Regions from separate parts of the Homo sapiens genome. Here region 1 is linked to region 2. The links are chromatin contacts, found by Hi-C or POLR2A ChIA-PET in ENCODE. All regions are on one chromosome and are shown on one strand. Each heading gives the region's core, a stretch centred on a gene start or an enhancer-like site at or near the end of the contact. The rest is flanking DNA. Distances are from core to core; before and after follow the strand shown. Region 1 has its middle 110 kb from the start of LINC02242. Region 2 has its middle 23 kb from the start of TILRLS.

Region 1 (3,318 bases), core at 784-3,283, 290 kb after region 2:
TTCTTTTGTCCTTGAAAAACCCAGCCAAAGGCATCATCTTACTTTTATCTCCACAAATCATGTTGTCTTCAATAAGTTAGCAAAGCACAGAGGACAGGTGAGATGTAATTCTTTTCCTGCCAGCAATGTTGTATTTTATTTGTTACTTTTAGAAATAGTATATTAACTTATCTCCTTATCCCTTTTCTTTTCCTTAGAGATAAACATAATTCACCTATTACTCTCCCTATTATATGCAGAGATAGATTCGAAAGTCATTTGTATTTTGAATTTATGAACAAATGCTGTTAATTGATAGAAAAGTACAAGTTTGTTCCCTAAAAGAGACTTTTAATTTAATAGTAATCTAGCCCTAAGTAGCCTAGAAGAGTTAAATCAATTCTTCCATTGCTCTGAGTTTACTTCCAAAAAGTAATTTAGCCCCCTGGAGAAAACTGACTCAATGATGTGTCAGTATAACAAAATATAAAATACCTCTCCCCATTCTTAGGCAAATTTGTTGAACCTTGTGAGCATAAGTATTTATTGTTGCTAAGCCTTGATAATAATGAAGATGACTTCTTCCCCAAAAGGACATTGCATATGAAAGGGAAAAATAAATATAGCATATATATGGATTTTATAGCATCCAGTTAGGTATCTGAGTGTTCTGAAAACTTGTAGCCAAATTCTACCTGGCCACAACGGCATGGGGTAATCATTAAGTGAAAACAGGACCATGTGGGTGGTTACTCTAGATGATTTATTCAGGCCTAAGTTGGAGGGGATTGAGCATAACCAATTTTTACTGAGCTTTCTTCACCTTCAAGCATCACTGTACCAGATTACCTGAAATGACTTCCAACAGTACTCTGAACTCACATCTCCACATAACTCTGGCATATTCAGAAATTTAATTTTCTGAACTTTTTTTGTCCAAACAGAAAGAAACGACATGTGATAACTGAAACTGGTTGAGGACTAGGAAACAGAACATTATCAAATGTTTGGTATTGATCTATTCATGCAGATGATCTTGTTTAGGATCATCAATTTATAATCCTGTAACCAAATTGATCATTCTAATAATCACAATAAATACATTGCAGAGAGAGAGAGAGAGAGAGAGACAGAAATATATTACTAAATACTTTTAATAACTCTCAAGACAAAAAGGATAAGATAATTAACCTTTTACAGTAAAACTTGACATTTTGAAAGACTGCATTCCAAACTTAGGACTTTGACTTTTTTCTGTAAGAGTTCAAAGCTCATAAATATATTTCATTCTATGGCAGGTACTAAGTATTTCCCTTGGTTATATATTACATGGAAAAACTTTTCCTAAACCTAAATGTATACACCAGTCTTCTTATGTTTCAGAAATACTGGCAGAGGAAATATGTTTTTAATTTTTTTGAGTGTTCCCAGGAGGCTAAGACCCTTTGACTTCTCATTTCCAATTCCTTGGAAAGAGAAATTGAAGTCAATTCTTTCCAGGAACGAAGGCAGTCTATTTTTAGCCTTCACTGATTAAGACTGTGCTATCTAAGTAGAAATGAATTTGAACTGCCTGTACCTTTTACTCCCGAACAGTACTTATGGGGTTTCCATGATACCAACAGGGTATGTTCTCGAATCTATGCTTGCACAGTAAATTGCCCTTATTTGAGTTCACTGAGGAACACTGTTGGGTCAAGTTAGGTCAAGTTAGGTCAATTTTTCTTTGAATTGTGCTTTTATTTTGTGCTTTTCAAAGGAAATTCAGTTAAAATCAAATCTTCATAAAAATTTCATTTTTCTAAGGTAGATGATGAAATTTGTTCAACTAATAAGGGATCAGATAGATAAGAAAATTTGTTAAGGCGAAAAAGAGAAAACCAGGAAATTATAATTTATGTGGGTAAAGCAAAAAAAAAAAAAAAGCCAGCATCATGACAGTGGCAGATGAGATGCAGGAAGCGAGAAATTATAAATATGGAGGATGGATGCTGCACCATTAAATGGAAGGAGAGGAACAGTGAGGCTCAAATGCAGAGCTTTGTGCAAGTGGGAAATGAAGGGGCAGGAGGCAGACGGAGAGCTCCTTGGAGGAAAGGATTGAAAGTGAAACCATAAACGTACCAGAAATGAGAGGCAGAGAAAGTACCATTATTAAAATAGTGATGTTGCCAGAATTAGAGACTTGGAAGAATAAAAATTATCTGTTTGTAAATTCAGAACTATGTTTGGCCATTTATGCCCATGATTTTAGGAGAAATATAAAGGAGAAACAGCTGTTGTGTAGATTTAAATGACAAAATAGAATTATAGGGAATGAGAAGACCCCAGGAAGGCAAATTATAGGCAATGAGAAGACCCTAGTGAAAAAGACTGCTGCTTTTTCTCCTCCTTGATAGAGGTAGATAGTATTTGAGAAGGGAGAGCAACTTTAGGGGAGCGTAGCCGAGTCAGCAGGAGAAAGGCAGGTAATAGCCAAGGTACTTAGAACAGTACCTGGATTTTCCACATCTGTTGGCTACCTCAAATCTTATTTCTTCCTTTTCTCCTGAGACCCAAAATGCTCTCTCCCTCTCTGCAGGTTCCTTAAACAATGACAACTTTAAAAGACTCCAGATCGCTTTGAAAAAACTTGAAAGCCATCCAGGGTGCACTGTAGGCCTTTGTAGACACCCCATGTGGAGCTAGTCTGAAAACTCTATAGTTTTTCTGTTTGGATTATGTCCTGGGGATGAGCTGCAGGGCCAGCACACACACACACACACACACACACACACACACACACACACACACACACACTCACTTAAAAATTAAAAATGAGCCAGCCCTAACCCATGTGTACTCAGAAGTAAAAAGGTAAGCTCTTTTTGCTGTGAGCTCTTGTAGCCATTGGCCTTGGTATTCATCACTCTGTACCCTGCCTGGCCGTGCTGTGAGCAGAAGGCAGAGGACATAGAGATCAGCTGAATAACTCACTCTTTGCTTCTTAAATGTCAGTTTATAACCCACTGCTTCAGTGGATTTACTGTTTGGATAGAAATTTAACCCACCATGGCTTCACTGGGAATATATTAGAAAGATTCATAGACTCAACCAATTTTGCCTAATTTTTCTCTAGGACTATTAAAATATCATTATCAATTATCTATAGCCAATCTCTAGAGGGAGTTATATTGAAATGACTTTAATAATAACCAATGGGTATAAGCAGCTACTTTTAGAGGATGGGCAGCTTTTATAAAGCTGAATTTAATATTGTATTTTCCCAGGAACAAAGTGGTTAAGAATTGAAGAACTGTGTAAGAGTCATCTGGAGTCACTGGTTTCTTGGAAAGAAAT
Region 2 (3,557 bases), core at 350-2,849:
TGGTGGCAGTCGCCTGTAGTCCCAGCTACTTGGGAGGCTGAGGCAGGAGAATGGCGTGAACCCGGGAGGTGGAGCTTACAGTGAGCCGAGATTGCGCCACTGCACTCCAGCCTGGGCGACAGAGTGAGACTGCGTCTCAAAAAAAAAAAAAAAAAAAAATCAGCTTTACTCAGTTAACTTTTTCTTAGATTTAGAGATGTTTGGAAACTATTTGCAAGGCTCATAAAATAAACACTAAATAAAGATGGTATAGAAAACAAGTAAATAGGGTGGCATCCATTATATTGTATGTAAATGTGCTATAAAGTATGAAGTGTTTTGTGAATTAGGCATTCTTCTTTCTTCAGTCAGGAGACAGACTCAGACAATTGCTTAGTTTTGATAAAACATTTCTCCATAATTCTACAGCTGTGTCTTAGATGGTAACTGAATAGTAATGTTTTGATTACAGCTTTGCAGATGTTGAGGCCCTAGACACAGCAGCTTTCTTCAATCAAGTGGTGAGTCCCTAGAAGACACTTGTCTTTCCTGTAGGTCAGTGCAAGGATCTTGAGCATGAAACCCTACGCTCAGAGCAGTGAGCTGGAAGGCTTGCTCCAGTGTGTGTGTGTATGTTTGCATTTGTGTGAGTGTGTGTGCATGTGTCTGTGCCTGCATGTGTGTATGTTTCTTTCTGTGTAAGCACAAAGTATGGATTCCAGTGTAATTATTTTATATACCACCATCTTTGGATTACAAATAGAAAAATGACATTTCTTTTGGGAATGGAGAGTATTGGACAGTGAAATGGATATCTGAAACCCTGTGCATTACCAATCGCTTAAACTACAGAATTTGTGTATCTTTTGCAGCTAGAAGAGACATTCAAGTTCACTCAGTGTTACAGATCTAGATCGTTTCTAACAGACAGCGGCACTAGAACCAGGCCTTTGGAGGCCCCTTCTCATGGTCCTTCTGGCATATCACACAGCCTTCTCTTAATGATCCTGCTTTTAAACCAGAGGTCAGCAACCTTTTTCTGTAAAGGGCAAGATAGTAAATTATTTTGGCTTTGTAGGCCAATGGTCTCTGTTGCAGTTGCTCAACTCTGCCCTTGTTGTGCGAAAGCAGTGGTAGAGGATACTTAAATAAACGAGTGTGGCTGTGTTCCAATAAAGGTTTATTTACAAACATAGGTATAGGTCTGACTTGGCCCACAATCTGTAGTTTCCTGAACCCAGTTTTATACCATTGAAGTTATGACAATTTCTGTTTGATGGTCACTAACAGGCTATTGGGTCTTAGAAAGTCAAAGCTACCATCTAGCCTGGTGGTAAGGTGAGCTGTTGCATCACAGTCCCCATGACTTGGCTTCTTTCCAGACCTGGGTATGCTCAGATCTCCAGCAGCCAGGAGAGTGGGCCTGGCTCCCACAGTACTCCAGTTTCCAAAAGGAATCACACATTCCCTTCCTGTGCAGATAAAAGAACAATTGGACCATGAGAGAACTTACTGGAAAGTAATGCAGGATCACCAGGAAGGAACAGGAATTCACTCCTCGGTCACAGTCTTCATAGTCTGATTGGGAGTCAATCAGGTCTAAAAAGGTCAGTGAGAATGTATGTCTGACTTTGGCAGGCTTCCAGCGCCTTACAGTCATGGAATAGTTTGTTGGGTTGTAGTTTTTTCCAGAGCCTATTCAGAGCTTCCTTTGGCTGCTCTATCCATGTCGGCTTCCTCACACCGCCACCCCACCACTATTTTCCCCTCACTTATTGTCTGTCAATGCAAAGCTATTGTTCCCGTTAACTAAAATCACCAATAAACAAATATTTTTTTTCTCTCCATTTCATCTTCCATAAAACTTGACTTTCAGGTCCTTTCCCCTGTACCCTCGTCTCTGGGAGCTGGTCCCAGGTCTCAGGCCCTAGAAAGCAAACATCTTCCATAAAAGGTCAGTGCAGAGAGTTTAGGTGAAACCTTATGCTGATGCAAATGGGCTAGATGATTGCTCTGGTGATTGTGTAGATTAATGTGTGTACATGTGTGTGTGTACGTGTGTGTCTGTGTGTCTGATTCTGACCTTTAAATTAGGCTTCTTCCCTGGGCCCCTGCTGAAGGAATTTCTTTCAGCAGCCTGGGTGCCATTGGTTAGCCTCCAGGTAGACATTATCTCTTCATTGTTGTCAAGTCTTCATTCTGTCCCTCCCATTTTTCACCATGTGAATCCACCTTATGATCTGTTTCAAAGTTGAACAAGATGAGAACTTTCAAAGGCTGGATGAAGAATGGAATTTTCAATGAATTTAATGACCTAATTCTCAAAAAGGTACATACAAAAAAAAAAAATTAAAAAGATATCTGCAGTTACTTGTTCTTTTTTTTTTTTTTTTGCCCTGATTGCATCATCTCTAAAGTTGCCTTTCTTGATGATCAACTGGCGAGATCTGTAAAGGGGCATAAGTTGCTAATGGGTCCTTGGAGTTGAAGTGATTTAGGGAAAAAAAATCCTACATTATTATTATTTTCCCCAAGTAGCACTCTGATGCCTGGGGAGAGGGATGCTGGTAGCTGTGTGAGAAGCGGCAGAAATGAGGAAGGAAGGAAGGAAGGAAGGAAGGAAGGAAGGAAGGAAGGAGGGAGGGAATATTTGATTATTTCTTCATAAACAACCAATTCCTTTAGCACCTGCTATGGTTCCTGCCGCTGTGAGAGGAATATCAATGGCTTCAATATTCCATTGTTTGTGACTGAGAAGCATTTGCCTGCTGTACTGGGCTGCTTAGTTTTTTCAGACTGGCCACAAGGCAGAAAATGTGGCAGATATATAAAAGGAAAATGTTGGCCAACATGCCCTACATCAGGTGAGTTTTCTGTCTAAAGCCCATTTTGGAGTTACTGCCTCTCCCCTTTTTGTTTCTTCACAGCCTTTTGTTGATTTTTAGTTACATTTCTTTCCCCTGATGAGTGGCATACCCTTAAGTGTGCAGGTTCTACTGTTCTGCTCACATTAACACTTCTGTTAGTTTTTTTGTAATAGCCTACTTTGTTTTGATAAAATCATTACTTTCTTCAGCAACACTAATGCAAAGGAATGATTCATGAATACAAATGAAAGAAACAGCTCACAAAACAGGAGAAAAGGTGAGGAAAGAGAAGTTATGTTGGGTACTTGAAGTAGATCATTACCACCAGGTGGCGCTATTAAAACACCTCATTTTAAAATCCTAAACAGGGTTGCAAATAAGGAAAATGCAAAATTAGAGTCCTTCACAGAGAAAATACTTTTTATCAAAGAGAGACAGAGTGTGCGTGTGTGTGTGTATGTGTGTGTGTGTTTAGAACATAATTGTTTTAGGAAGAAGTAAATATTATGGGAAGTGGTGATACTTTTTAGAAAGGTGGCTCACAATTGATATTCTTGTAAGTTAAATACTAAAGCTTTTGAATATAAATATATTTAATTCCAGCTAGACCTTTTCTAGAATCTTCTGAAGCATGACATTGTAGACATCAGAAAGATGGTTTACTTTTACCATTCCACAACCCACTTTCATTCTACATAGAGAGCTTGCACA

What was found. Hi-C counts contacts between places; a loop is a spot of excess contacts on that map. ChIA-PET counts read pairs that join two places held with the same protein, here RNA polymerase II (POLR2A). Pooled maps may share reads with other maps.
Region 1: a loop to region 2 is called in a pooled map, with 2.9 times the contacts of the local background. The contact joins two enhancer-like sites. A Hi-C loop is called at or near these places in 1 of 168 maps with a recorded cell type or tissue (endothelial cell of umbilical vein) and 9 of 50 pooled maps. POLR2A ChIA-PET finds 5 or more read pairs at or near these places in 3 of 52 experiments (BJ, OCI-LY7 and WTC11).

The regions. Positions count from the first base shown.
Region 1 is chr5:67,535,583-67,538,900 of GRCh38, forward strand. No RefSeq gene overlaps it. Among named protein-coding and RNA genes, the nearest start is that of LINC02242, 110 kb to the right of the region's middle. Within about 2 kb of position 2,034, at least 4 of the 41 ENCODE cell types and tissues checked have a DNase peak (open chromatin) inside an H3K27ac peak, as active enhancers do.
Region 2 is chr5:67,243,077-67,246,633 of GRCh38, forward strand. No RefSeq gene overlaps it. Among named protein-coding and RNA genes, the nearest start is that of TILRLS, 23 kb to the right of the region's middle. Within about 2 kb of position 1,600, at least 7 of the 41 ENCODE cell types and tissues checked have a DNase peak (open chromatin) inside an H3K27ac peak, as active enhancers do.